2 separate regions of the Mus musculus genome follow, and region 2 is linked to region 1. The links are chromatin loops, found by intact Hi-C in ENCODE. Cell type or tissue: left cerebral cortex. All regions are shown on one strand. Links, peaks and the distances in the headings refer to the core of each region. The heading gives the core; the rest is flanking DNA. Region 1 overlaps Gm15155 (a long non-coding RNA gene). Region 2 overlaps Gm15155 (a long non-coding RNA gene).

What was found. A loop is a pair of places that touch in the nucleus more often than their neighbours do. Peaks named below come from ENCODE experiments on the same cell type or tissue, not always from the same donor. Only the 100,000 strongest peaks of a DNase experiment are listed, where the experiment ranks them.
Region 2: a loop joins it to region 1, with 3 times the contacts of the local background. A loop is called at or near these places in 2 of 42 quality-filtered maps.

What each region holds. Positions count from the first base shown.
Region 1 is chrX:155,823,446-155,826,260 of GRCm38, reverse strand. The region is part of intron 1 of Gm15155 (a long non-coding RNA gene); the gene reads right to left. Among named protein-coding and RNA genes, the nearest start is that of Gm15155, 200 kb to the right of the region's middle. In left cerebral cortex, for the core only: no CTCF peak of the experiment used is centred there; no DNase peak of the experiment used is centred there.
Region 2 is chrX:155,758,136-155,760,950 of GRCm38, reverse strand. The region is part of intron 1 of Gm15155 (a long non-coding RNA gene); the gene reads right to left. Among named protein-coding and RNA genes, the nearest start is that of Gm15155, 140 kb to the right of the region's middle. In left cerebral cortex, for the core only: no CTCF peak of the experiment used is centred there; a DNase peak (open chromatin) is centred at 1,551.

The sequences.
Region 1 (2,815 bases), core at 231-2,730:
AAAGAAAGAGAGAGAGAGAGAGAGAGAGAGAGAGAGAGAGAGAGAGAGAAAGAAAGAAAGAAAGAAAGAAAGAAAGAAAGAAAGAAAGAAAGAAAGAAAGAAAGAAAGAAGAGGAGGAAGGGAGGGAGGAAAGGAAGGAAGGAAGGAAGGAAGGAAGGAAGGAAGGAAGGAAGGAAGGAAGGAAGGAAGGAAGGAAGGAAGGAAGGAAGTTCTTTCAAGTACCTCTCTCATTTTTGATACTACCTACATTTTTAATAGAAAATTAAGTTGTCCAAATTTTATATTTAGGTCTGTGGTCATTTGAGTAGGCTTTGCCCTTGGAAAGTGGCATGTACTATTAGGAGATGTGGCCTTGTTGGAGGAAATGTGTCACTTCATAGGTGAATTTTGAGTGTTCCTAGTGCTCAAGCTCTGTCCAGTTTCTTCTCTTGCCTTCAGATCACATTATTGAACTCTTGACTCCTGCAGCACCAATTATACCTGCAGGATGCCATGCTTCTCACTTCCCACCATAATAACAATGGACTGAACCTCTGAAAATGTAAGCCAGGCCATATGCTTTTTATAACTATGTGTCTGTAATATATTTTATTGGTTATTTTATTTATTGACATTTCAAATGTTATCCCCCTTCCCAGTTACCCCTCCACAAACCTCCTATCCCTTCGCCCCTTCCCCTGCCTCTATGGGGGTGCTCCTCCACCTGCCCACCCACTCCTGCTTCCTGGCCCTGGCATTCCCCTAGACCGGGTCATCCAGCCTTCACAGAACCAAGGGCCTCTCCTATCATTGATGTCCAACAAGGCCATCTTCTGCTAATTATGCATCTGGAGCCATGGGTCCCTCCATGTACACTCTTTTGTTGGTGGCTTAGTCCCTGGGAGCTCTGGGGCTACTGGTGGGTTCATATTGCTGTTCTCTCTCCCTCTAGCTCTGTTTTTTGGGAGAGTGGCATTCAAGATTATTTAGGATATCTGGGGTCTTTTGTGGTTCCATATTAACTTAAGGGTTGTTCTATTTCTGTAAGGAATGAGATGGAGATTTTGACTGGAATTACATTGACCCTGTAAATAGCATTTAAGTTGGTCAGTTTTATAAATATTAATTCTTTTATAAATATTAATTCTATCAATCCAATGGACTGTATTTCCATTTTCTAGGGTCTTTTTTCTTTTTCTACCAAGATTTGAAGATCTCATTGCAGAACACTTTTGCTTTATTTTCTAGTTTTATTTTTTAGATATATTTTATGTTATTTTGAATGTAAATGTTTCCATGATCTCCTCTGAATGTTCGTTGTTATTTTATTGGAAAGCATTTTATTGGAAAGTTGGTTCTATATTCTGCCTCATTGGTGAATTTGTTTTTCATGTCTAGAAGTTTCTGGTAGAATTTTTGGATCTCATATATAGTATCATATCATCTGCAAATAGGTGTAGTTTGGTTCTTTCTTTGTGGCAAACCATCAATTTCCTTCTCTTTCCTTATTTTTCCCACTAGTATGTTGAGCACATTATTGAAAAAAAAGTAAAATTAGTGGGCATCCCTGTCTCTTCCCTGACTTCACTGAGATTTCTTCAAGCTCTATTCCATTTAGGATAATATTGTCTGTTAATTTCTCATATATAAAGGCTTTTTAAAATAATATATTGAGATGATCATTTGATTTTTTCTTTATATTATATTTATATTAACTTTTTCTTTATATTATTATTTATATTAACTATTTATATTTAATCATGCCTTCATATCATGGATGAAGTCATTTTTTCATTGTGGATAACCCTTTTAATGTATGTTTTAATTATGGTTGCAAGTTTTTTTATTGAGTATTTTATTTCTTAGTCTAAGTTTATCAGGGATACTGGCCTAAACTTTTCTTTTTCTTCCTTTCTTTCTTTGTTTTGATACAGTAGTGACACTGTCTTCAGAAAAGAAGCTTGGGAATGCTCCTTCTATTTCTACTTAAAAAATAAATATTAGTTTGAGAAGCACTATCTATACATCTTCTTTGAAAGTCTGCTAGAATTCTCCAGTGAATCTATCTGATCCTGAACTATTTTTTTTTTAAGCTGAAAGGCTTTTTATTGCTATTTCAATCTCTTGAATATTTATGGGTCTGTTTAGATTGATGATTTTTTAGTTTACTTTTAATAGTTTTGCTGAATCTAAAAATCCATTCTATTGGGGTATCCATCTTTAGGTAGTACAGGTTTTTTTTTTAATGTTTTTTTATAATATTTTGAATGTTTTAGTGTTTTCTTTAAATTTTTCCCTATCCATTTATGATTATGTTTATTGGATCCTCTCTCTCTCTCTTTCTCTCTCTCTCTCTCTCTCTCTCTCTCTCTCTCTCTCTCTCTCTCTCTCTCTCTCTCTCTCTCCTTCTCTGGCTAGTTGGGCCAACTGTCTGTAAATCTGTTTTATCTATCCAAATACCAGCTTTTAGAATTGTTTTAGAATTGTTGATTGATTGTATTGGTTTTTTGTTTGTTTGTTTGTTTCTATTTCACTGATTTCCACTCTCATTTTTATTATTTCTTGCTGTCAAGTAGGTTTGGATTTGGTTAATTCTTGTCATTCTAACTTTTGGGTTCCCCCCTTTTAAATGTAGGACTTAGAGATATAGATTTCTGTCATTTGAATGTTGTTCATGTGTCCCAATAGTTTCATTGTGTAGCTTCAGTATATTTTTAATTTATTTCTTCATTTACGCTTTGGCCCATTCTCCATTCAGTAATTAGTTAATCTCCGTGACTCAACACATTTACTAGAGATTTGTTTGCTGTCAATTTTAAGTTTTATTGCACTGTGG
Region 2 (2,815 bases), core at 161-2,660, 65 kb after region 1:
CCTCAATGTTTAGTATGCCACCTGTGTTAATAATTAGACCTTACATGCATATGGTGTTTACTAACATCACTTATCAATCATTTTCACTAAAGATGACCTTCAGTACTTATAATATTGGCAAATGAGTAATACAGGTTCATTTTTACAGATTAGGAAAATCAGTCTGAGAGTGGCCAATTCATAGCAAATATATCCACTGACATGGTCAGGTAGAAATCTTCAATTTAATGTATATAGAAAAAAGTTTGGGTCAGTTGGCTGGATAATCATATCAAATTCTCCACCGTCTTAAACATAAAACACAATACACTTTGAAAAGCAAAATTGGCATTTCATATTGAATTAACCACATGGAACATAACTCAGGATTCCCCAAGGAAGATTAATAGAAGTAGAATTTGAGAAAATACATTTTGAGTCTTTGTCAAGCACATGGGATTTAAGTTTTTAAAGTTTCCTGTTGTTATTGTTTATTATTCATTTTTATTTTTCTGAATCAAGGGTTGGCCCAATGTTTGAGGGTTACACAAAGGCAAGAGTCTTCTCTGAAACTGCACAAATCCTCAAGCCCTCATTAAGTATTTGACATAATAACTTTTTTAAAGCTTTGCTAAGTTTCTATCCACTTAGTATAATGTATGATAATTCTGTGCAGGAAACTTACTGAAACACTCTAAACCTACACATGAAATTTACTTACCCCTGAAATTGACCTGTTTCAAACACTGAGCTGTATTTTCAGTGACAAATTAAGGAACAGTTTACGGCCTGAATGCAAAAGTCCCTTTCCCTCTAAATTAAATCCATATAAGTAGCACAGAACTTTTACAGTCTTTATTTGAAGTTTCAATATGAAGTGATATTCTGTTGAATATGCTTCAGGTAGCCATGGCAACAATGATTATCACCACATACTACCAACGAAAATACCACCTGCATCTAAATCTAATCCAATCCTTTAATTAAAAAGAAAAGTCAAGTTCAAATTTCCAGTTGGTAAATTTGGGAGATAACTTTAAAAAAATTGGGAGGGAAATCTATTTAGACATTGCTTCTGTGTGTGGTTTATAGTTTTGTTTTTTTTTTTTTTTTTTTTTTTTCTTTCAAGACAAGTGCATTTTGACTTTCTTCCTGCCCACATCAGAACCACCCACACAGTTAAGCTTCTGGGGAAACAGAGTTTTTAAAGTTTCCTTTTCTAAAGAACTCATCAGTAATGAGAGCCCCCAAAGCAACCCCCCAACACAAAACTATTCCTCTCAAACAGTTATCCATGTACAGAAGAATTTTAGGTTTGTTTTTATTTTCTCTGCAGTAAGGAAGGAGGTGGATTGAAGAAAAGAAAAATACTAGAAAGACAAAAGAGAAAGGAAGCTACAAAGGGAAAATGGGTGAATAAAATAAGGAAAAGGAACACAGGATCAAAATAAGAGCAAGCTATTTAAAGTGAAAGAAGAAAAGCAGGGCTGGGGGAGAGTGGCATGTGCAAAATTCATGGAAAGTAGAAATATATTTCCATACATGACTAGAACAGAAGCTTTTGTAATGCTCTGTTTACAAGGACAGGGTCCAGTATTTCAGTTCTGGTTATTTCCATGTCTTTTGCTCTGTAACTGCAGTACCCACCCTATCAGACTACTGAAATGGCCATATACATTCCTCGGACCAATACCTTATTAGCATGCATAATGAGAGCAGAGACTTGATAGGTGTTTGTACAGCTATGCTTGCTTGTTCCCTTATCACTGCTGAGAGAACATTCCTAGACTAGCCTTTCTGAAGACGACACATATAGAGGTTAGGTGCTCCTCTCTTCATAGTCAAAGCCATCTTGAAGCACCTGATATACAGAGCTTTATCAGCCAATATCCAAATAGCTGCAGCTGACTACACATATGGGAAGGGGCCCTCACTAAATCCACTATAGTAAGAGATCTCCAGTGGAGGTTTCTTATGTAGCATAGGAAATGAAAATGATGCATTCTACTCCACTGTATTAGTTATTTTTATCATATAATATTTTATAGATATCAAAAATTCATGGAAAAATACAGCATAAAATGTAATCAGTAAAACACAATTTTTTATTTTAATTTAATAGTGGTTGTTAACTGCTAAATAAAACCTGGGACATTTTCCAAGATAAGGTCAATGGAATTCTCCAACTAGAGAAAACTTGGAAAGGAGCCAGCTGATCTTGTTTTAGGATAAATTGAATTTAAGTAATTAAGAGGACACACGAAACCTTTATCCATATTCGCTAATGTTGCACCAACTAATAGACTAAAGGAGTTTGCAAATTCTCAGGTGCCCTCTTAATTGAAGCTGAATTGCTATAACCATAAAACCCATTTTCTCCAACTGTGGGCTTGCGGGTAAATGGGACAGGTGATCCCTGATGCATCTCTGCTGCCAAGTGCAAGAATGGAGGGCAACAGCTGCTATCAACACCACAATCCCCAGTTCACCATGAAAATAACAAAAGGATTGTCATCTGAAGAAAAAAAAATCATACCTTGAAAACATATGTGGAAAAACACTGCGTTCACCTTCTGTAAACACTCCTGAAACCTCACAAGAAAAGCAATTGGTAAAGAAACTTCTATAAATCTCTCTCTCTCTCTCTCTCTCTCTCTCTCTCTCTCTCTCTCTCTCTCTCACACACACACACACACACACACACACACACACACACATGCATGTATGTATGTATGTATGCATGTATTTTTTTCAAATGAAAAGTGGTTAGCAGGAGGACGTACTTTAGAGGGTCATTTGCCAAGTGGTATCTGTATACTAAATGAATCAAGCAATC